2 separate regions of the Mus musculus genome follow, and region 2 is linked to region 1. The links are chromatin loops, found by intact Hi-C in ENCODE. Cell type or tissue: gastrocnemius. All regions are shown on one strand. Each heading gives the region's core, and the rest is flanking DNA. Links, peaks and the distances in the headings are about the cores only.

Region 1 (12,709 bases), core at 2,634-10,633:
GGTCCATATGGAAGTACCATGCTGCCCTGCCAGAATGGTAGCCTCTGCCCTCATGTGCTTACTCACTGAGAGCTTTAGGAGCCACAAATTCTCCAACCAGGCGTTCCACATGGCAGCCTCTGGAAGAAGAACAATAGTCTTTCTCCTTGGTGTTGCACCTTGGAAAACAGGCCTGAAAAGGGCTGCTTATTTCAGGTGCCACTCTGTTTTACTGAGTTTGCAGTAAGATAGAGGGCACATTCTTTCCAGATGTGTGGATCAGTGGTAGACCTCTCACTCAGATGAACAAGGCAAGAGGTTCAATCTCCACTGTTGAAAAATAAAAGCAACATACAAACACACACACACACACCTCCACCAACTACCACCATCACCACCACCACCATCAAACCCAAAGCATTCTCTTTCATTTTTTGAAATCTAAAAGCAACTGTCCATCCATAGGCCCTGTTCCACCCCAGCTTTCCACACACCCTGTCTTACCCAACTCCATTCTCAGAATGCCTACTGCCTGCCAAGGACCAGGATGTTGTCTCTACCTGAAGCTCAAGTATCAGATGCTCCTGATACTTGGGGGGGTCCCTCAGTGTCACCCTAGACTTCTGGCCTGTCTAGCTCACTGTCTGCCAGACACCCAGATATGCCTGAGCACCAGGGATGGTTGTGTTTGTCACTCAGCCTGTGCTCGCCTAGAAAGATTTGCCATTAATAATATTAGCTAGTGCTTTTGTTCCTAATTTCCTTTGGCTTCGGAGTAAAATTGCTAACTTTACTTCATGTGTGATTAAATTTGCTGCAAGCCCAGAAAAACAATTATGCTTTCATTTTTGCCACCTTGCAAACATTTTCTGAAAACAAATTTCATAAAAATTACAGGTACGCCAAGCATTTTAAAACTATAGGAAGCAGCCGCGTGGTCTGTAGAATTATATAAAAATGAATTCTCTTTTTCCAGCTGCCAGGAGATTAGCTCATGCTTTCAGGGCTTTTGACATGTTATTTCAATGACAAAGAGATCTTTGATACACAAAATAAACTCTAAATTCACTGCAAGCATCTGAAATAAACAAATGACTTGGTTTATTTGATCCGGCATTATGAAAATGGCCATAAAATCAATGGTAACTTGACCTGTGCATGACTGGGCCTTCACAGTCCAGGGTTTTGACTTTGAGGACTGGCAGGACTATAAAACCTCTCCCACAGATCATGTGAGTTGTAGAGCAGAAGAGATTTTGAGAAATGAGTTCTTTGCTCTCCAAGTCTTTAGATGATACTCCCCGTGAGCAGCTTCAATGAGCTCCTTGGTGTGTCTTTCTTCACTACCTGTAGTTTCTTCTCACCGTTAGACTGTCTTCTTTGATCTGTGGTATCCTCTTCTTCATTCTCAAGGACTTCTACTCTCATGAAAAGGTTTGTAGTCATCTGTTCCATGACAATACTTACAATAACATTAAAGCAATAAAATCAGACAACGGTCATGACAAACATTGTATCAATCCATTTGTGCTAACTAGATCAGGGTTACTTGTGAGACCTGCAAAGCAGAAATCCTATTATCCCATTGTACTGGACAGTAACACCTTAAGTAACAGAAGACCTTGATATATGTGACATGATGGAGAGGATAAAGAAAAGGAGGGAGAAGGAGACAGGAAGAGGAGGAGGAAAAGAGGAGATGGAAGAAGACAAAGAAGGGAGGAGAAAAGAAAAGGAAAAGGAAGTGGGGAGAAACATAAAGGGGAAGAAGAGGAGGATGAAGGAAAAAAAGGAGGATGGTGAGGATGAAAAAGAGGAGGAAGAAGAGAGAAATTAAAAGGAAGACGATGGGGTGGGGAGTGTAGAGAGAAAGAAGAGGTGCAACTCTTTGTTGGCCCGTGACTGGAAGTCCATGAGTAGATCAGATTTCCCGTTGACCTGCCTCAGGCCTCAGTGGTGGTCCCAAAAGTTGCAGCTCTGCACCTTTCTGGTGTATCGCTTTATTATGCTTTATTATGCTTTATTATGCTTTATTTTATGTCCTGAAGCATGGGCCTTCACGCCATCCAGTTCACATCATTATGAAAACCAATTACACAAAGTCTGTATCCAATCACATTTTTTGTTTCCAGGCCAACTCTGGCAACCTGGTTCGGAACTGATGCATCCTGTTTGCAGGCAAATAGTGTATATTAGTTGTCTGTTGAGATCAGAAAAGAAAGGAAATGGCCGTGGGCTGCAGCAGAACCACATGAGTGTGGAGTTAGGATGTAGTGGGTCTCAGAGGATGTGCAGGCAGCTGTGTGAATGAACAGGGATTACGTGGAAGCCACCAATCTCCACTTTGTCATTTTGTACATGAGCAGCTGACTAGAACCCTGACACTTCACCCCAGAGCCACCTCTACTATGCAGTCCCAGCTCCCCTGCATATTGGTTGTGCTTGCATTTTTATGTATAAACTGAGATATTCAGACAATGGCATTTATCTAACAGCTTAGTTAGATAAATATTAGCTAAGATGCTGATGGTAACAATCACAACAGCCTGCATATATTTGTGTACCTTTAGTGCCAGGAGAGCTGGAGTGTTCTTGGGCAAACCCACATATTGCTGGAATATTTGGTTCATATCATGACATAGATGTTTTCTTCTTGTGGCCTTTTGCTTTTAGCCAAAGCCTTCCTCTTGAGCCTCTTTGGTGTGATGAGCTTTCAAAGATGGAGTATCATTTCTCACAGCTGTTTCCTTCTCCAGTCATAACAAGCAGGTTCTCTGTTAGCTCACTGTGACTCAGCCAAAGATTACCTAATTCTGAGTCACTTTGCAAGATGCACTCTGGTCCCTTCCCTGTGGACTGAATTCTGGTTTTCTTGTCAGCACACTATGCAGTGTGTAGTTCATGGCTGATCATAATATGTAAGGTCTGTCTCCATGAGAACTTGATGAATGTCCCTCCCTGTTTAGAAGCTTAATGCAACCTTTGAGCCAGCTAGCCACACAATTGAGTCTTTAATTTCTACTGATCTCATCTTCGGCTACTGTCTCCAAAAGTTTTCTTAAAAAAAAAAGTTATTTTATATATTCAGTAATTTCTTTGGTTTTAAATTGATCTTTTAAGCTTTACATAGTACTTACAGTTTAACTTACTGTTTTCTCTCCCATGGGATTCAGCTCAATGCTTTTCCAGGCCAAGACTTGCATTTCAATGTGTCCGCAGTTATTCCAAAGTTCTTATCAATTATAAATTTCTTGGACAATGCCACTATTGTCTTTAAAACTCCAACTCAATGGTTGAGCATATGAGGTCCAAGGCCTTGGTTGCTGGTGCTGTCTACCCTTATTTAGACTTGGCTCATAACAGTTCATTGATTCTGTTTTTCAAAATTATATTATTTTGCAAATCAAATTCCTCCTCCTATATTTATAATTCAATTATGAGAAATCATATGAAATGGGATTGTATATTTACCCCTAAAGGAAAATGTTTGAATAATCCCAAGCCAAGCTTTGCAACTTTTTTCTTATTTTCATATCTAATGAATTTTCATAAGAAGAAGAAGAACTGTAAAAAGATCCTCTTTTTGGAAGAAGAATTAAAGGTGGAGAGTGTTGAATGATTGGATGCTAAGGACGAGCAAAATTGAATAGCAGCAAGTCAGTTACACTAATGTCTTTAATTCTGCCACCAGGAAAAACTCTGTCTTGACAGCTCTGTTGGAAAGTGTTAACAAATAATACAATGAGTAGATGATTAGAATCTTATCTTAATTTTCCAGATAATTGATAAGGAAGTATATGTTCCATCTAATTCTGCAAGTCTGGTATATCCACAAACCAACACCAGACATGGGGCATTATCAGAAAGGAAAACAGACATTCATCTTAGTCACGGGCATAGATGTTCACAGCAGGAATAAACACATAAGGAAAACACTCTAGCAAGGCTTGGAGGAAACTATGTAACATTTCCTGAGTGCCGACTAGAGCTTTCCTATTGACTCATACTGTTCCTCCAAGTATTCTGTGGCTGAGGAACTGTTGCTAACCCATTTTATAAAGTGCATAATGACCCAGTTGGATTTGTCCCAGGAATACAAAATAGTTTCCTATTTGAATTACCCAACAGTAAACACCTGAGCAGGAGGAGGATTATGATGTGGGTAAACATGTCTTATAGGATTACAAATCAAACTAGAAAATGTTGAGAACTTCCTTACCTGATTAAGAGGACATTTGATAGCGAGTGAGTAGAAGCCTGCCTTTAAATCCAAGAAAGAGACGAAGATGTTACTGTTTCATTTCTATTTATTATGGCACTGGAGAGCCTAGCCTAGACCTCAAATTAAATTATAATACTCATACACAATCATACAGGAATGAAAAATATTATATATAATGATTTATATACAACACCTAGAAAACTATATAAATAACTTAATGATAAAGTTACAAATCATTTTGAAGTAGTCAAATAAAGTACAAAGGTGTGGGGTGCTATACCATCTTCATGAATGGGAAGACAGTGTAGCAAAGATAAATTTTTTTCAGTGAATTTAGTGAAATTTTAATAAAATACTGATGGAACCTCTGATGAAATGTGACAAACTGATTTTTAAAATTTAAGAGTCAGATAAAGTGAGTCAGAGAGCTCAAGGAACTCTAACAAAGGAGAACTTGACTGTGGCGTCAGAGCAATGACTGCAGCATTAGTAGTGCCGAGAAAAGAGAAAGATCATGTTGTGTTAGAGAGAGCGAGCACAAACCAAGCAATGTGGAAATCCAGTATGTGGTGGGAAATCTTCTCAATGGAGAAGACCATACTACTCAGTAAATGGTGCAAAATAACTGTCCACATCAAGACATACAGATATTAACTTCAGACAAAATAAAGACCTAAATTCAAAATGTGAAACTCTAGCTTTTTCTAGTGTCTAATTAGTAGTTAGTAACACCCTTATTCTAACAAAGGATATCTACAAAATTAAACCTAGATTAAAATTATAATAATGAAAGAGAAACACTTAACACAAGGCCCTTGGATTAAAAACTAAACCAAGGGTGTCACTGGGTGGTGAATTTATTTTCTGCCCAAGTTGCTCCATGTTTAATTTTATATCATGTAATGTCAGAGAGGTTGCCCATGCTCCTGAGTAATTCTCCAGACTCATTCTTTGCCGTGTGACGATGGATCATGCTGCTTGTATCAGGGAACAGAAATGCACCCTGGGCTCAGTGTAGTGTGAGTTGCCATATCTTTCTCCCATGAAGCTGACAATATCATAAAAGGCCTACAAAATGAGAGAGTCTTCAACTTCACCTGGTTATTTGTGAATCTTTGCAAATAATTGACTTGTAACTATGTGACACTGTGCCTGTCCCTGATATTAAACCTGCATGCAACACTGTCCTTGCCTCTGCCTCTCTGAATCAGAGGTCAGGACGGAAACGCACTTCTCCGTCCACAGAATTTTTATACGGTCCTCTTGCACAAGCCACAAGATGACCTTAAATGATTTGAAATTTAAGTAGAAAATCTTTGAGAAAATACACTGTTGTCCCAGCAAGAGTACACATTCTTTTCTGACTTGCTGGCAATGAGCTGGAAAAGACTGTCCAGTTAATTATGATAAATCTACCTCATTTCTTTCTCTATGTGAAACAAAATTCAAACTATTAAATTGTGAGCTGTCTGAAAACAAAACCAAAAAACAACGGAGAAAGCTGACTCATCACATGTCATGGCAGTAATTTTACTTACCGCACACGGCCGATGACGCTTAACTAGACAAAATACCTACACTCTGCACCATATTCAGCCCGCTGATAACTGTGTTTCTTCCTGTCACCAGTACCATCAGTCCCACTTCTAATTGAGTATCTGCAGTGTGCTAATTTCATATTAAAATACTGCAGGCAGAACCTTATCCATTCACTGAATTTCATAATCCCCAGAGAGATGCACAGCATCCGCAGCAGGTGCTGGAGAGATGGCTCAGTGGTTAAGAGTGCTTGCTGTGTAGCCTGGGAGCCACAAGACCTGATTTTACATCCCAGAACTCATATAACAAGCCGACCGTCTTCTTTCACACACCAGGAGTGTGTGAAGCAGGGACAGGAGGGAGAATCTTCGAGGCTTGGTGGATGCAAGCCTAGCAGGATAAATTAATAAATGTAAGCTTCAGAGTCACACAGAGATGACACCTCACCAAAGGGAAAAAAGACAGAGAGTGACCAAAGAAAACACCTGATGCCCTTCTCTAGCCTCTAGACACGCACATAGGTGCACTGCACACAACGTGTGTATACACAAACACACACACATATGTAAAATCTATGAGGTGATTATTGCTTCTAAAAAGTTCCAAGTTTTACTACCTCACACACAGGGGAACACTGCAATCCCTTCTTCACACAGGCAGTAACAGGAACCATAGAGATACTATTCTATGTCACACATACATTTTTATCCTAGTGACCCAAGTCATCACACACAACTCTTCTAGTCGAAGTTTAAATGTAAGGGAAGCTATTCTGTGCTTCTTTGTTATTACTATTCTTTGTAGCTTTCTTTTTGACAGAGTAAGGAAGCACTACTAATTTTACATTACTGATTTTTACTATGGAAAGAGTAAAGTTTCATTCTTTGAATTGAAATCCTATTACAAATATCCTGCCTGAGGATGCATGAGGAGTAAAAGATTTAATATAACATGGTAAGAAGTCTTTCCAATCGTGGTTCCAGAAATGGAGAGAAAAGGACTTCCGAGTGGCCAAGTGGCTGGCTTGCTCGGAGCTGATGCCTGTCACTCTGCACCTTCATAGACTCACCAGCAGATGATGCTGTGAGGTAAAGAAAACCTGCCAGCCTGTCTCTTCTTAAAAGCCTGCTGATCTTTTTTTAATTTTTATTAGATATTTTCTTTATTTACATTTCAAATGTAATCTCCTTTCCTAGTTTCCCCTCCAAAGAGCCCCTATCCCTTCCCCCCTCCCCCTGCTCCCCAACCCACCCACTCCCATTCCTGGTCCTGGCATTCCCCTATACTGGGGCATCAAGCCTACACAGGGCCAAGGGCCTCTCCTCCCAATGATGACCGGCAAAGCCATTCTCTGCTATATATATAGCTAGAGCCACAAGTTCCACCATGTGTTTTCTTTAATTGGTGGTATAGTTCCAAGGAGCTCTGGGAGTACTGATTAGTTCATATTGATGTTCCTCCTATGGGGCTTCAGTCCCCTTCAGCTCCCTGGGTACTTTCTCTAGCTCCTTCATTGGGGACCTTGAGCTCTGTGCAATGGATGACTGTGAGCATCCACTTCTGTATTTGCCAGGCATTGGCAGAGCCTCACAGGAGACAGCTATATCAGGCTCCTGTCAGCAAAGCCTGCTGATCTTACAACACAACAATCCTCAGGCTCATCGACTCATCCCTTTGTGATCTTTTTTGTTCCCTTGCTTATCGATGTTTTAGCACATGAGAAGGATGTGATAAAATATTTTAAGAAATGTCTTATTTCAAAAGTGATTGGATGAACCAGAAAATACTTTTATGTACAATATCAACTCTAAACATCTGTGTTTGAGGAGGGGTTTTGTTTTGTTAGATAATTTAAGACGCGTGAGGATTACTTGCGATTAGTTGAGCGTACCTGCTCATTGGTAAGCCAGTACTTGGTGGTGCCAGAGTTTAAACACTGGATTTCTGCCCTGAGGGCCTGCAACTTTCTTCTGCTCTTCAGCTTGATGGAGCCACAAGGATCAGTAACCTAGTGCCTTCATAGTCATAGAACCCGAGAATAATACAAGTCAATATACACTATTGCTTTTGTTTAAGGCTTTTACGCTTAGCCATGCTGCCTCTTAACTGGCTAAAGGACAATTTCAGAAATATATTATGTCCTGGAATATTTTTCAAAAAAAATAGAGCTTCCTAATATATGATTAGAGAATAAAATAAATAAAAAATCATAAGATCTTATTATTTGTCAATCTAATTGCCACTACTGTGAACTCAATTAAGCACCAAACTATAAAATTAAGCTCTGACATCCCATGATAGACACCTAATAATTAAATGTTCTAAATATAAAGTAATTAATACTTAAAGGCCAATTGCGACTGTAATAGGCAAGGAAAACATCAACTGTGCTTTGTTCATGTACACTAATGTCTCCCTACTAATCATACATAAATACACACTAGAGTGACCAGCTGTCCTAGTTTGCCCAGGGACATGGTAGTTTTAATAAGGCCAGAACAGGCCCAGAAAAATCAGGAAACTTAGTCACCCTACATTATACCAATAGATATTAACCTTATAGACAGTATTATATGTTAATAATGCATACATTTTCATCCTAATGACAGGATTTATGTTGTACCATTATTCTACTTAGCCATCATGTGATAATGCTCTCAATGGCATCATGGAGAATAAAACTATGTGCCATGGGGCTAAACCAAGGGATAATTTGTCTCAGCTCCACACATTGCCTATGTCTTCTTGGTGATACCAGTACATTCTAAAACTCCTTAAGTACTGTTAGGTTTTCAGTTAGCTTCCTGGGAATTTGTAAAATATGTTTTTTCATATGCACACTGGATGTTTTGAAAAAAGTAAAATGCTTTGTCTGTTTTTAAGGGTTTTTTTCCTTTCTAATAACTTGAGATTGCAACTGACAATAATGGATTTTAAAACTTAGAGTTGTATTTTTCTCTCATCTCAAAGAAGTGAAGGAGAAAGGAAGCCAGTGTGGTTTCATGGTCACCAGACACCTAGGCTGCTACTGTGATTGCTTTAAATCTCATGCTGTAATATGACAGCTGAACTTCCAGCCATTGTTATTGCATTCAAAACACACACAGAATAGAAAGGCAGAGAAATCACATAGACCACAATAGTTCATCAGTGAGCAGAGCTTGGCAAAGTAACACTGAAAAACATTGATGTCTTCTTAATGACTGTGTGTACCACTAACACTAGAACTCTCTCACATCAGAAAAGAGGAACAATTGAGATAAGGAAGAATCACAAGACCTAGGAGGCTATCTATCCATCCAGACTTACTGCAGTAGCTCATGAAATATCTGTATTTATAACCCAATGATGACTTTATTTTCTTCTATTTGTTTCTTCATTGCCCTCAATCAGTTAATTTGGTCTCTATCAATGCCAACCCATGATAGATAGTTACTAGTCAAATACTCTAACTATAGGATAATTAATACTTCAAGGCCAAATTTACTATAGCAAACTAGGAAATCATCAGCTGTGCTTAGCTTGTGTACACAAAATGTCACTGTACTAATCATACATATTAGAGTTGCCAGTACAATGTACAGTGAATATTGTCAGCATATGCATTTGTACTAATCTTGTCTCGTGTCTTCTGAGGTATTCAAACAGCTCTATTTCGTGTAGGCAGATGTAAAGAGAGCGAAAGCATACCTAACTCTCTAAGGCTGGGTCTAGTATTTCTTCCAGATGAGAATCCAATCAACGTAGAGAAGAGCTACATAAGAACTTAGCATGGGGCCAATGCATCAGAAATGTTGAGTTGTATAATTCCTAAGCGTGGAAGACTGGGCTATGTATCAGCTCGTAACTAAGTAATTTCGTTACAGACTCATAGGCCTGACTTTGTAGATTTCAAAAGTAGGATGAAGCTGTACACATTCTGTGAACATCCTCCAAACATAGTAGATCTGCGGTGCTTTATTTCTGGAAGACACTAGATCCATGTTCCTTTCGCTTACTGAGTAGATCAAAGCAAATGTCTAGGAACCTCAGCTGGACAGTTACAGATTTACCCATGGGCCTACCTCATGAGTAGGAAGTTCCCATGGTTCTTTGGCTATCTATTTAGGAGGATACATGCTCACTGTGATTCTACCGCACTTCTATAGCAACTTCACAGGCTTCTGGGATTCTTTGCATAGAATCCTCAAGACGAGATTGGTGGGGATTTTACCCAAACTCCTGAATGTGCAGGGTTCTCTGGCCTCTCCATTACTAAGAAGAAGATGGATAGGCCTTGCTTCTTGTCCAGATTCTTAGCCCTCTGACAGTCCTACCATGCATATCCAACTGATCACACATACCCTAGAAGATCTATGAGTGCACAAGATCTTAATTTACATAAAACGATCTTGGTCCGGGACCCGCCGAACTTAGGGAATTAGTCTGAACAGGTGAGAGGGTGCGCCAGAGAACCTGACAGCTTCTGGAACAGGCGGAAGCACAGAGGCGCTGAGGCAGCACCCTTTGTGGGCCGGGGACAGCCGGCCACCTTCCGGACCGGAGGACAGGTGCCCACCCGGCTGGGGAGGCGGCCTAAGCCACAGCAGCAGCAGTCGCCATCTTGGTCCGAGACCCGCCGAACTTAGGAAATTAGTCTGAACAGGTGAGAGGGTGCGCCAGAGAACCTGACAGCTTCTGGAACAGGCAGAAGCACAGAGGCGCTGAGGCAGCACCCTGTGTGGGCCGGGGACAGCCAGCCACCGTCCGGACCGGAGGACAGGTGCCCGTCCGGCTGGGGAGGCGGCCTAAGCCACAGCAGCAGCGGTCGCCATCTTGGTCCGAGACCCGCCGAACTTAGGAAATTAGTCTGAACAGGTGAGAGGGTGCGCCAGAGAACCTGACAGCTTCTGGAACAGGCAGAAGCACAGAGGCGCTGAGGCAGCACCCTGTGTGGGCCGGGGACAGCCGGCCACCGTCCGGACCGGAGGACAGGTGCCCGCCCGGCTGGGGAGGCGGCCTAAGCCACAGCAGCAGCGGTCGCCATCTTGGTCCGGGACCCGCCGAACTTAGGGAATTAGTCTGAACAGGTGAGAGGGTGCGCCAGAGAACCTGACAGCTTCTGGAACAGGCGGAAGCACAGAGGCGCTGAGGCAGCACCCTTTGTGGGCCGGGGACAGCCAGCCACCGTCCGGACCGGAGGACAGGTGCCCGTCCGGCTGGGGAGGCGGCCTAAGCCACAGCAGCAGCGGTCGCCATCTTGGTCCGAGACCCGCCGAACTTAGGAAATTAGTCTGAACAGGTGAGAGGGTGCGCCAGAGAACCTGACAGCTTCTGGAACAGGCAGAAGCACAGAGGCGCTGAGGCAGCACCCTGTGTGGGCCGAGGACAGCCGGCCACCTTCCGGACCGGAGGACAGGTGCCCACCCGGCAGGGGAGGCGGCCTAAGCCACAGCAGCAGCGGTCGCCATCTTGGTCCCGGGACTCCAAGGAACTTAGGAATTTAGTCTGCTTAGGTGAGAGTCTGTACCACCTGGGAACTGCCAAAGCAACACAGTGTCTGAGAAAGGTCCTGTTTTGGGCCTTCTTCTTCGGCCAGGAGAAGGTCCAAATACAAGATATCTGCGCACCTTCCCTGTAAGAGAGCTTGCCAGCAGAGAGTGCTCTGAGCACTGAAACTCAGAGGAGAGAATCTGTCTCCCAGGTCTGCTGATAGACGGTAACAGAATCACCAGAAGAACAATATCTAAACAGAGTCAACTATAACTACTAACTCCAGAGATTACCAGATGGCGAAAGGTAAACGGAGGAATCTTACTAACAGGAACCAAGACCACTCACCATCACCAGAACCCAGCACACCCACTTCGCCCAGTCCAGGGAACCCCAACACACCTGAGAACCTAGACCTAGATTTAAAAGCATATCTCATGATGATGGTAGAGGACATCAAGAAGGACTTTAATAAATCACTTAAAGAAATACAGGAGAACACTGCTAAAGAGTTACAAGTCCTTAAAGAAAAACAGGAAAACACAATCAAACAGGTAGAAGTCCTTACAGAAAAAGAGGAAAAAACATACAAACAGGTGATGGAAATGAACAAAACCATACTAGACCTAAAAAGGGAAGTAGACACAATAAAGAAAACTCAAAGCGAGGCAACACTAGAGATAGAAACCCTAGGAAAGAAATCTGGAACCATAGATTTGAGCATCAGCAACAGAATACAAGAGATGGAAGAGAGAATCTCAGGTGCAGAAGATTCCATAGAGAACATCGGCACAACAATCAAAGAAAATGGAAAATGCAAAAAGATCCTAACTCAAAATATCCAGGAAATCCAGGACACAATAAGAAGACCAAACGTACGGATAATAGGAGTGGATGAGAATGAAGATTTTCAACTCAAAGGTCCAGCAAACATCTTCAACAAAATTATTGAAGAAAACTTCCCAAATCTAAAGAATGAGATGCATATGAACATACAAGAAGCCTACAGAACTCCAAATAGACTGGACCAGAAAAGAAATTCCTCCCGACACATAATAATCAGAACATCAAATGCACTAAATAAAGATAGAATACTAAAAGCAGTAAGGGAAAAAGGTCAAGTAACATATAAAGGCAAGCCTATCAGAATTACACCAGATTTTTCACCAGAGACTATGAAAGCCAGAAGAGCCTGGACAGATGTTATACAGACACTAAGAGAACACAAACTGCAGCCCAGGCTACTATACCCAGCCAAACTCTCAATTATCATAGAGGGAGAAACCAAAGTATTCCACGACAAAACCAAATTCACGCATTATCTCTCCACGAATCCAGCCCTTCAAAGGATAATAACAGAAAAAAACCAATACAAGAACGGGAACAACGCCCTAGAAAAAACAAGAAGGTAATCCCTCAACAAACCTAAAAGAAGACAGCCACAAGAACAGAATGCCACCTTTAACAACTAAAATAACAGGAAGCAACAATTACTTT
Region 2 (12,709 bases), core at 2,959-10,958, 120 kb after region 1:
GTCCCCTTTCTCCACTCTGAGGAACTGGATGCCTCTGACTCTGAGGGTGAAAATACGTCTTTCTCCCCTTAAGTTGTTTCTGTCAAGTATCATAAATACAACAATAGAGAAGTAACAAATATTGAAAACTGATCCCAAAGTTCATAGACCTTTGAAATGGGTTTGAAGGGGAAAACTGGAAAATGTTGGAGACACAGGCTAGATAAGTTCTAGAATGGCTTTTGGCAAAATTTAATGGGTGACTCTGGTTCAAGTTTAGAAGACTGTCAGAAGAAATGTGGACAATAAATCCAGTCTTCATGATGCTTCAGACAAGAGCAAGTCTCTATTGGGAGTGTGACCAATCTGATAATCTTGAGAAATTCTGAATTCTAAAATAGTGGACTAACTAACTGGGTAGAGGAAAGATATAGCATTCAGGTTGAAGCATGATTATTGCTGGTTGCTGTTAGGCTAATTTACAGTGAAAATTAGGAGTGAGAGGATATTTTCAAATGCATTTGTCTAGAAAAGAAAATGAGCCTGTAGCCACAAGCAGAGAGGTTATAAGTAAATAACTCAATGCAACTGAACAGAAGTCACACAAATTATAACTGTGCAGTTGGAAACGTATCTTCTGGAAAGTTTTAGGACTTGGTAAGATGCCTTACCCACTGCAGGCACCAGTGGAAACAAATTTGAAAGTCTTTCTTTTAACACAGAGTGCCTGCAAGCTGAAGTAAATCTTTTCTCTTTTATGTTGTTCTCTAAGTCATTATGGCCACAGTGACACAAAAGAATAAGTAAGGCAGGATTACTAGCTAGGTACTCTAATAAATGCTTTGTCCTATGCTATGAGATAATGTTACTATTCTCCAAATAACAAAAGGAGATACTAAAATATTGGGGTGAAAGTTATCCAACACCACATAACTGGTTTGAGTACCATTAACCACTTCTCTGAGAGGAGACCTGTTCCCATTCTGTGGCAGTAAAATTAACATACAATGGTAGAGCTGGCAAGCTATCAGAACATGCTTTTTTATTCAAATCTTCAAAATGTTAGCAATTTTATTTTCTTTCTTTTTTTATTACCAATAAACACTCACATGCAACAATAGCACAATTGTAGCTCCCTCACAGTATGGACTGTAGCTCCCTCTCAGCGTAGACTCCCTGTGCTGTGGAAGGCTATTCTCCATGAGCAGAGGTATTCCATGCCAGTGCACAGGTTTCTTCCATTAGGACGAGAATGGTACCCAATATCCCAAGTATGCCATCCCCTCCTTGTCTTCCAGTTGTGGTGCAAGCTGTAGTAAGCTCTATGAGGTTTGCACTTCCCTCCTTCCTTGGTCTAGTTGGGATGCCTTACTCATTTTTCTCAACAACCATAGCTCTATTCTACTTTTTCAAGAACTTAAAACAAGTTGTGACCATTGTTTACAAATGTATCTCTCATTTGAATATAAGCTTCTTAATAACAGCATCATGGCCTCTAAGCTACTCTCAGCCTAGAGTCCAATATTAATTAATCATTCATTCATTCATTCATTTCATTTCATTTCATTTCATTTCATTCAATTATTCCATGCCCACTATTTAATATTCCATAATGCATCAGGGATAAATTACAAAGGAAAAAAGCAACAACTAAAATTTAATAATATAGAAAAAACTTCCAATCTTGATAGGCTCTGAAAAACTGAGACTAATGAAGTAGACCGAGTTGCTGGAGTATTAACAGAAAGAGCCCAGAGCAGACTTGTTTTTGCAGCCAGTGCGCATGCTCCTGGGTAAGGTGCTCCTGGGTAAGGCGCTCCTCTTCTAGAGCTTCGATCATCTTAAGTGATCTGAGACCCTCTGGTTCCGGTATAAAACAGAGTCCCCATGAGAGTACGGTAAATCTAATCCATGTTTATTTACAAGACCTGTGTATCAACTGGGTGTCTTGTTTCTCTAGGAGTTGCTTGATCTTTTCATCACTGCATGTTACTTAAGACAAGATAAAAGTTGAAATAATAAAACCTGTCTAAACAATAGTCATTTAAACATATTTACATTTACATATCTTTAAAATACATACCTTCCATGAAATGCATCCACTCCCAAATACAGAGTTGTTTGGAGTCATTAGCTCATTTCTTGAGAAAATCAAAAATGGGTCCTAAAGGAACTGATATGTGTTTTGCATAACCATTATCTTGTGTGTTGGATCATGAAGTAGAACTCACGTTCAACGCTGTGTTGTTTCTAGATACTATGAGAAGTTGCGTGGCAAAGCTGTTCTTTACCTGTTCTTTAAAGGGCCATTACTGCCTATACAGCAAGTCCAGCTTCATCCTTGTCAGCCAAGCACCCCAGCCGTGGATCCAGGTCATGTTTCTCTCCCAACAGGTGTGTATAATTCATGCTCATCGGGCTCCTGGATGAGTGGCTATGGTGTGAGGTTATGATCACTTTTGTTGAATTACTAATCCTTTAGCCAAAAGTGGTATTATGGGCGAGGGAGAAGGGTTGAGCACCACAGTAAAGCATTTACCTGCATCTTGGGAGTGCTAGGTTCAATTCCCAGCACTGAAGTAAAAAAGCAAAACAAAAAAGAAAGAAACAAGGAAAGAAAAGAGAAACTACTTTGTGTTAAACATTAGTAAAGGCAGCTTATGTGGGAGGATACCTACCATCTGTAGAGTTTGCCTTTATCTATCTTATTCTAAAATTCAATTAACTTCAGTGTGAACATATCATTTTTGACATTGCTAAAAGTCTGAAATCCACTTTTGTCTAGTGAATATATGTACATGAAAAAAACCACACAAAGGAAAACTTTCAACTTAATGATGGGGAATTTTATGGCAAACTGTCAACATGAAAAGAGATTTTTATTTAAAAATACTTATTAAAAGCATTAAATTTGCACTTAAAATACAAATATAGATTATAAAATGTCAATATTAGAAGAGATCTTAAACTCCATTTTCATTGACTAAGGAAACTGTAGGGCAGAACTCATATTATCAGATCTCCAATACAGTAATCTTTTTGCTGTTGCCTGTGTTTTGAAAACAAACTGGGAAATATTTGTAGGTAAGAGAAGGGTGGGCAGAAGTGGAAAATGCAGGGTGTGAGTGTTGTAATAGGCTTGAAAAATAGGCCAAGTAATAGGATCATAAAATTGCTTTGGTTAATAAAATAATCTCTGTAATAGCACCTACAAAAGTCACCAGGGACAGTGGGATGGCTCTGGTGACCTGAGTTTAATTCATTGGATCTGCATGGAAGGAGAAGACCAACTCCTGCAACTAGTCTCTGACATGCACACCTGTATAGCATAGCATGCACATGCCCATAAACACACATATACACATAATAACATAACATTTTTAATTTAATAAAATACTTAAAATTACGGGTAGACAGTGCCTTTAGTAGACATCATAGGCTATCGAACAAAGAACCCAGTGCCCAATAAAGGTTTCCTCTTTTCAAACTGTTGACCAGTGAGTTCTCAAAGACCTCTAAACACTATGGGCTATCGTCATTGCTTATGTTTACCCTCTAGAGCTCTATTGCTAGGCTCTGTTGCTGAAGACACCATATACTTGAATCAAAGAATATAAAGGAATCAAGCTGATACCAGGTTGGAAGCTTCATCCCTACTGATTAGTTTTTATAGTACTGAAAGACAGTATACATGCTACCAGGGAAATGCAATTATCCACTTTATACAGCTGTAATTTCTGCAAGCTTCAGTTACTGGCCTGGAAAGATGCACACTGATGTAATAGTGGCACACATATAGAAGTATCCAAACATTTTTTGATTAGATTTAAGGAATATTTCACAAGATGGAGTTCATGCCTGCATCTTTAACAGAGCCAAGAACCTACGGATAGCTAGACCACAGTACTATTTTTCTGCTAAATGGACATAGCATTAAACTAACTCTCAATGATTTATTGTTGTACCAATAGAATAGTATCTGCCAACCCTTACCAAAGAAGTTTCTTTCTTCAGTACATGGCAACTAACAACACAGAGATCCATAATTGATCAACACATAAAGCATAGAAGCCTGGGATGCTCAGCCCTAAATGCAACATTTATATCATACTCCCTCCCAAGACAAGAATCATCATGGAAGGGAGGGTAGAATACCAAGACAAAATCAGAGAACAGAGGATGGAGACGGTCATGAAGCCCCAACCCTAACTGAAAAGCTGCTGGAAACTGATGAATGACTCAAGAGGGTCAGTTGGCTTCTCTAGGATGCAGCTCCTGAGAAGCTACCCCTGCTCTAAAAGATAGTGAAATACCTGTGTATATACTGGTAGCACGTAGCAGAGTCACTAGGCTTGAAAAGTGAAGGAAGAACACATGAAACTGGGAAGGAATCGCAGTGGGAGAATGAAAGAGGAAGCACAGAGGGGGGAGGGAGAGTGTACTTGATCAGAACACTTCATATGCTTACATGAAATTTTCAAACAAAATATCTAAGCAAAGAAAAATCCCAATTAAATAGAATTTTAAAGTCAACAGCTGAGTACTCTATTTTTTTATGAAGTTGGGCTTATTGGGGGAAACAATGAAATGTAGTGCTGACTGCTTCATAATCATAAAATATAACTACAGTAATTAAGAAAGGCTGTAGAATCTGCCGATTTTTACAGCAGTATGCTTTCTTAAGAACACTTAATAACATCTTGCAAGGAACAGCTCAGACTTTGGTGTGAGCCAAATTGCATATAAACATAAAAATAACATTCTTTTTTCCTTAGAATAATAATAATCATTTTCCACTCATTCTTTTCAAGAGATTTTTTTTATTTGACTCCATCTTTGGCTTTGTTCTTGACTTTCTGAAAGCACACCAAGAAAACGTTTTGGTTTTTTTTGTTTTGTTTTGTTTTGTTTTGTTTTGTTTTGTTTTGTTTTGTTTTTTTCACTCTTTCAATCTGTGTGATTCTTTTCCCTCCTTTTTAATGAAAATCACCAGGAAGTGTCTCTTTGTAAAGTTTTCTTTTAGTTTATCTTACTGTAATGCTTTGTCCCTCTTTGTCCACATCTATGATATTATGCAGTCTGGATACATCCTGGCTTGGGAACAAAGCCATAACAAACTTTCACTTATTTGATAATTACAAACCTATCACTGGCCTTGTGTGCTTGGCCAACACTCACTGCCACGTCAGCTTCCCACATGGACTTCACAGACTCAGAGAACTGTTCCTTTTTGGATTAATGATTCATTAAATCAACTCCTGCTCTTCTTGAAACAAAGTGTCATGTACTGAATGACTCTGATAATAATTAGAAAATTCAAGAGTATGTGCACAAATTTAACGACAACTGTCACTGTCTCATGAACTTTTAAAATCTGTCAGTCACTAACTTGAGGTTCATGATTCTCTACTTTTCCCAATTAGCACAAGTGGCCACTCACTCATTTTATGACAATCATAAGATTTTCCTAGAAAAATAATTAGTATTTTGCACTCACTAAGTAGAAGCCTGTGCATACAGACTGTCTAGAAAGCCTCAGTCATTGTCATGAAAAAATGATTTATAAGCCAATCTCACTATTATATCTTACTTCATAATAAAGAATAGCATGTATGATATTGTATGTAAATAAATGATATTTATGTCACTCATTGATATTCTATATGTTTTTAGAAAATTCTTCTTTTAAATTGATTTGGCTTCTCATATCTGTACATGGGACATTCTAACATATCAGGAGTTACCAGTCACATCACAGATTAGTAAATATGTAAGCAAGCTTAGCATGCCCATTAAAAAGCTGGCTCTCATTGGCTGTGATGAATTCTATCTAAATGTAATCTCTCACTGACAATGAAAAGAAGTTAAAGCTGTAAGAATAGTCACACATTTCACATTTTAGGATGAAGAATGCTGTCTCATACTCACTCAGAATGTTCACATTACATAACTAGAGAATAAACTCTTTGTTTGAGCTCTATTTTTCATAATTCACTCTGTATATAAATAGAATCTTTTGAACCCTGATCTTCATTGTATGCCTTCATTCTCAGATCCTTGAAAAAGTAAATATGAATATCTATATTTACCCCTTTCCAACTAAGTAATGTTATTGGGAACTTTATATGCCCCAGTACATGGGAACGCCAGGGCCAAAAAGTGGGAGAGGGTGAGTAGGGGAGTGGGGGGGAGGGTATGGGGGACTTTTGGGATAGCATTGGAAATGTAAATGAAGAAAATGCCTAATAAAAAATATTTTTTAAAAAAGACTGTATGTTTATATAGGCAAGAATATAAACTTTTATTACTTTAAAATTTCTCTTAGAAACTCAGAAGTGTGAGCTAATCATATATTTGTTCTTTAGTATAGATTTCTGTTGTATCACTTGAAGTTACATCATGTGAATGTTCAAAGCAGGCCCATGTAGTATCTTGGGATTCATTAGATTGTATCACTGGGCCGAGAGGTAATGCGGTATCTCCATCCATATGCCCATTCAGAGCCTGTTTCCTGAGCCCCTGTCCATTCAGAGTGGGTCTGTGCAGTTCCTCAAAGCCCTATGGGAGAAAACGCAGGACACGGGAGCGCACAGCTTTGAAGTCGCCATGACAGAGTCCACCTTTCCACAGCAGAAGGTAAATGCTTTTCTTCTCACACATATTATGTTAAACCAAGATTTAATATTGCTTTTAAGTGATTTGCATTTTGTCTTAACAGTTCAAGTGTCCTTTCTTTTTCTCCCTTCACATATTATCAGAAAATACTTACTAATTAATTACATTTGGAATTTCATCTTCTGTGCATACCTGTAATCCTAGCCTCAGGAAGCTAGAGCAGAAGGATTCCAAGTTCAAAGCTAAGCTGGGAAACATGGTACAATCTTGTGTCAACAGTAGTAGTAGTGGTGGTGATGGTGGTGGTGGTGGTGGTGGTGGTGGTGGTGGTAGCAGCAGCAGCAGCAGTAGTAGCAGTAGTAGTAGTAGATAACTTATCTGTGGTACCATACTGAAGTCAACATACAGTGGCATTGGTAAACAAGGCAACTATCCTTTAGGCACACAAACTGATGAAATATAGTTCTCTCAGACTACATAATGCCACAAGCATGATAATGGAGTCAATACATCTCACACAGGGGCTGGAGAGATGCCACAGAGGTAAAGAACACTAGCTGCTCTTCCAGAGGACTCGGGTTAACTCCCAGCACCCATATGGCAGCTCATAATTCTAACTCCACTCCTAGAGGATCTGATGCCCTCTTCTGGCCTCTATGGGCATCAGGCTCAAGAATGGTACACAGGCATACCTATATACAGGCACTAACATGCACATTAAACAAATAAGTAATGTTTTGTTTTAGAGAAAACTCAAGAGTTTTAAAAGAGCAGCAGGAAGCCTGGTTCTGGGTCCTTTGATGCTTTTCCCTTCTTTCCTTCACAGTCCATCTTTCTGTCTTCAGCAGTCACCACTAAGCAAGAAAGTGAAGATGAGTTGAGTGGCAGAGAAGTATAGTTAGGGTGACAAGGCTCTATAGGGGCAGAAAAATATAATCTGAGGCCCAAGAAGCAGTAGCATCCCGCCCCTTACCTGACAACCCCCACCACCCATGGTAGCCCGAGACCACCTCAGCAGGCAGCTGCAGCAGAAAAAGGTCAAAGGGTAAAATAGACCAGGCTCCTTGATACAGGGAAAGTATGGTACAGGGACTCTGGCGAGCTCAAAGTTTCCTGTGAGAAAAACCGTGGGCTGTGTGGACCAGGGAACGATTACTGAAAACCTGACCAAAGACAGAAACCAGCCTTGAAAGGCTGGACTACCTTGGGGTTAATGATGGGGCCGTGTTTGAAGGTAGTATGATGCTTTTCAAATTTCCGAATGTCATTGACCCTATTTAATGTGCTATATGATAGAATGAAGGAGTGGGACATAGACTGAAGTGTGGACACTATGCCCCTCCTTAGATTTGGGAACAAAACACCCATGGAAGGAGTTACAGAGACAAAGTTTGGAGCTGAGATGAAAGGATGGACCATGTAGAGACTGCCATATCCAGGGATCCACCCCATAATCAGCATCCAAACGCTGACACCATTGCATACACTAGCAAGATTTTATTGAAAGGACCCAGATGTAGCTGTCTCTTGTGAGACTATGCCGGGGCCTAGCAAACACAGAAGTGGATGCTCACAGTCAGCTAATGGATGGATCATAGGGCTCCCAATGGAGGAGCTAGAGAAAGTAGCCAAGGAGCTAAAGGGATCTGCAACCCTACAGGTGAAACAACATTATGAACTAACCAGTACCCCGGAGCTCTTGACTCTAGCTGCATATATATCAAAAGATGGCCTAGTCGGCCATCACTGGAAAGAGAGGCCCATTGGACTTGCAAACTTTATATGCCCCAGTACAGGGGAACACCAGGGCCAAAAAGGGGGAGTGGGTGGGCAGGGGAGTGGGGGTGGGTGGATATGGGGGACTTTTGGTATAGCATTGGAAATGTAAATGAGCTAAATACCTAATAAAAAATGGAAAAAAAAAAGAATTAAGTCATGGGGCAAAACCCTTACAAATGCCATCAAGGGCTCTGTAGAGGTGATGGGTACTGTATGTAAATAAGTAATATTTATGTCACTTATTGATATTCTATATGTTTTTACAAAATTCTTCTCTGCCTTCTGCCATGGACAGAGGAGGCAGGGTCCCGTGTGTATTGGAAGCAGAGACCAAGCTCTTACCACATAACACAGTCTCCAGTGCCTTGTCTTAGATATGCTGGCTTATGGGACTATAAGAAACAAAATTCTGCAAATGTCTCAAGCTCGGGCATTTTGTTGCTACAGGAAACTGAATAGGAAGAATCCATGTTTGTGTATTTTGGAAGCTAAAATTTTAGTGTGGTCCTCACAAAGAAAAGTGTGGCTGTAGATAATGGATTTTGGAGTAGACTGGACCATGCAAGACACAATGCAGGTAGCAAATACAGAGGGCCACAGAAAGCTTCTCTGACCATTGCCAGCTTTCTGAAATAAGCCATATCTGTATGCCAAGTAGGAAATCCAGAGGTTCTGACACATTTGATCATAGTCTCTGACCCCGTTTAACTGATTTTTCTCATAAAAATTGTACCCTTTGTGGAATATTATGGGATGTTTAAATACATATATATCTTGTATAATATTCAAATCAGGTAAATAACTCAATCTCAAACATTTAGCATTTCTTTGTGAAAAAAATTTAAACCTTCTTACTATAGCTCTTTGAAGTATATATACATTGTCACTATTTATAGTCACTGAACTGCACAACAGAGCCCTGTGTCTCCTCTTGTGTAGCTCTAACTTGGTACCACCTGACCAACATTTATTCTTCTCTCCCTCCACCTGTTTTGCTTTTGAGAAAGGAAAATAAGCATGTCAATATTAAGTAAACTCAAAGTACAGGCAAGGGTTTAGATGTCTTGTTGGGTTAGGGCTCTTGATCTGCAAGTAGGCCTAAGTTCAAATCCCAAGCCCCTTTTAAAAGACGTGGCTACAAGTGCCTGTAACTCCAGCACTGCGACCTGGGTGGGGCAGGAAACAGCTCCTAAGAACTTGCAGGCCAGCCCAGCCTAGTGGAAACAGTGAGGTTTTGGTTGAATGAGGGAACCTGTCACAGGGGAATGAGACAAAAACCAAGAAAGGAAGGCATCAATGTCCTCCTCTGTCCTTTGCTTATGTGTGCACAAACATGTGCACACACGCACACAACTTATGTGCACAATAAGGAAGTACAAGCAAGTGGTAAGTTGATCAAAGCCTGTTACATTGTGAAAATGCCTCTTAGGTGAAGAATAAGAACAGGATGAGATATGTAACTCTTCAGAATTCTTATTCATGAGTCTATTGACAACAGAGAAATACTTAACTTCCGTTTCATCAGACTTTGACTTTGGTTTAAGAATTTGACACTTGATATTGAAACAAAAAGGAAATCCCGCAATCACATCCACAGGAAGTGAATGGAATTCTTTGCATATTTTACTCAATTTTTCAACTGTTACATTATGCTTAAAGACAATGCATAAAAATCTTATAAAAATTTTTAATCATTAGCTATTTCAGCTGGAGACAAGGAGAAAATTAAAACTTGGCACCAACTCCGAGATCTAAGAGATTAAATAAATAACTTGGCAACCAGTTGTGTTGTTATTACTGTAATTCATATTCCTACTTCATGCCAATAAATATTCCTCTAGGGGAAAGGTAGCTAACTGTAAAGCCAATTTTTGAAAATGTTCTAAGTTTCGTAATTTGGTTTATTCATGAGAATAGAAGAGTATCTGGAATGTCCACAGTGTGGCAAAGAAGTCTGTTCCAAAATTTTTCAATCATATTTGCTTGCTATCATCTTTTATGAAGATTTCTCCATATTAAATTCAAAATAGCTGAGACTTGTTCAGTAACTTCTTTATTTACACATATATCACATGCACACAGTACTCACATGTATAGACATGCACACACACACACACACACACACACACACACAGTGATATGGAAATGATAACATTTGTCTCTCTGCTTCTGACCTTTAACTTCAATCTAGAGAATTTAGGCTCTCATGAGAAGCCCGTTCCCCAGAGAAGACACATTAAGCAAATACTTGAGAACCTAAAATGTGACTGTAGTATTTTAAGATAGAAACTTGGAATTTTAGAGCTGAAATCTGTCACTAAGGTTCATTAAATTAAGACCGTGTATGATAAAGTACACATTATCCTTACCAGGAGCCTGAGACTACAGCAAATATCTAAAGATAGAGTTTTCCTCAAATTTACCATTTTATTTCTATGGTCATACAGTATTTGGCCCAGACAATAGGCATCCATTGAGTAAACAAATACTGTCATATTCATTCGTTAAAAACGGAGGCAAGGGGGCCTGTTGAAAGTCAGTGTCAGAACTGGGGCTAGACAGCACACCATGGTGACTTCCGGCTGCCACCAATGCACCTGGCTCTTCTCTCATCTGGGCAGGGACAGCATCAAATTCCCCAGCATCTTGACACAAGGCTCAGCTTTGAGACATTTCTGCTCCTGTTTTAGACTTTAAAAGTTAATGTTGCATATCTTCGTTTTTGTCTTCTACCATGGTGAGTAAAGCAATTGCTGATACTGGGTTGATAGAAGGTGGAAAGAGCCTGGAATTATGAGCTCCCACATGGAAGAGTCCAGCTCTCAAAGATAGCTAATCCCATCACTTATGCTGCATGAGAAACACCCAGCCTTTTGTTCTGTTGAAAACCGAAGTTTCCTATTGGTTAGAGCAGCATAGCTTACCTTCCTTCCTGCACATACCTGAATAGTATGATCAGGTTCAAAACCTGCCTTTGCCCTTCATTGGGGCTTTGTTTCTATGTCCCAGTCTCTCTCTCTCTCTCTCTCTCTCTCTCTCTCTCTCTCTCTCTCTCTCTCTCTCTCCCAACCTCTCTTCCAACCTCTCTCCCTCACTCCCTCACTCCTCCTGTCATCCTCTCCTCAGTCTATCCCCATCTCTATCCCTGTCCCTATCCCTTTCCCCTTCTCCAGCCCCAGCCCCAGCCCCAGCCCCATTCCCATCTCTGTCACTCTCCCCCATACAACACAATTCAAATCTGCCAAGATTCAGAGTGGAGATACAAAGATGAATTTTCAAGGATAATCTCTATCTCTTATAGTTTTGTAATTTAAGAGATTATCATTGTCAGAGAGCACTCTCCTTATTTCCATCAATTTTGACATAAAATTCAATGCATTTATCACTTGTAAATTCAAACCAATCTCACAGAGTTAAAGTGTTACATCGTTATATAGTATTATAAAGTTGCAAAACTATGAAAGTTAGTATTATTTGTATAATGCATATGTTCACTAGCTCAAATGAAAAAATATTATCTCTAGATATTCATGGCATTAAAATTTGAATAAGATTCAAGCTTTTATTAATCACACATTTGTATCAAATGTTACTGTCTGTGTCTTAGTTACTCTAGACCATAACCAATGCAACTTGTAGAAGAAAGAGTTTATGAGGGCTTAAAGTTCCAGAGAGTTAAAGTCCCTGGCCATCATGGTAAAGTGCATGGCATCAAGCAGGCAGGCAGACATCACACTGGAGCAGCAGCTGAGAACTTATATCCTTATCCACAAGTAGGAGAGAGAGAGAGAGAGAGAGAGAGAGAGAGAGAGAGAGAGAGAGAGAGAGAGAGAGAGAGAGAGAGAATGATGTGGGCTTTTGAAACCTCAATATAGCTATTATCATTCTCAGCATTTATCCTTCTACTGAGGTTTCTTTCTAATAGGAAGACAAGGCAACCAAGAAAGAGCTGTAGGGATTAACACAAAAGAAGCTATAGAAAAACAGGGGTGCACCAACCAAAGAGTTGGAGTGACCAATGGCTCCAGCTGCATATGTAGCAGAGGATGACATTGTTGAACATCAATGGGAGGAGAGACCCTTGGTCCTGTGAAGGCTTAATACTCCGGTGTAGGGGAATGCCAGGGCAGGGAAGCAGGAGTGGTGGGTTGGTGAGCAGGGGAACGGGAGATGGGATAGGGGGTTTTCGGAGGGGAAACCAGGAAAGGGGAGAACATTTGAAATGTAAATAAAGAAAATATCTAAGAAAGAAAGAAAAAGAAAGAGAGAGAGAGAGGAAGGAAGGAAGGAAGAGAGAGAGAGAGAAGAAAGGTGATGATTCACAGAGAAAATTTCT

Evidence for each region. A loop is a pair of places that touch in the nucleus more often than their neighbours do. Peaks named below come from ENCODE experiments on the same cell type or tissue, not always from the same donor. Only the 100,000 strongest peaks of a DNase experiment are listed, where the experiment ranks them.
Region 2: it touches region 1 in a loop (3-fold over the local background); 2 of 42 quality-filtered maps call a loop at or near these places.

What each region holds. Positions count from the first base shown.
Region 1 is chr3:66,230,763-66,243,471 of GRCm38, reverse strand. All of the region lies in intron 4 of Veph1 (ventricular zone expressed PH domain-containing 1), which reads left to right. Among named protein-coding and RNA genes, the nearest start is that of Ptx3, 17 kb to the right of the region's middle. In gastrocnemius, for the core only: a CTCF peak has its summit at 6,807; a DNase peak (open chromatin) is centred at 6,801.
Region 2 is chr3:66,115,493-66,128,201 of GRCm38, reverse strand. It overlaps Veph1 (ventricular zone expressed PH domain-containing 1), which reads left to right. Exons shown (of 14, transcript NM_145820.3): 10 at 2,234-2,373; 11 at 6,481-6,615. Among named protein-coding and RNA genes, the nearest start is that of Ptx3, 98 kb to the left of the region's middle. In gastrocnemius, for the core only: a CTCF peak has its summit at 7,256 (motif pointing left); no DNase peak of the experiment used is centred there.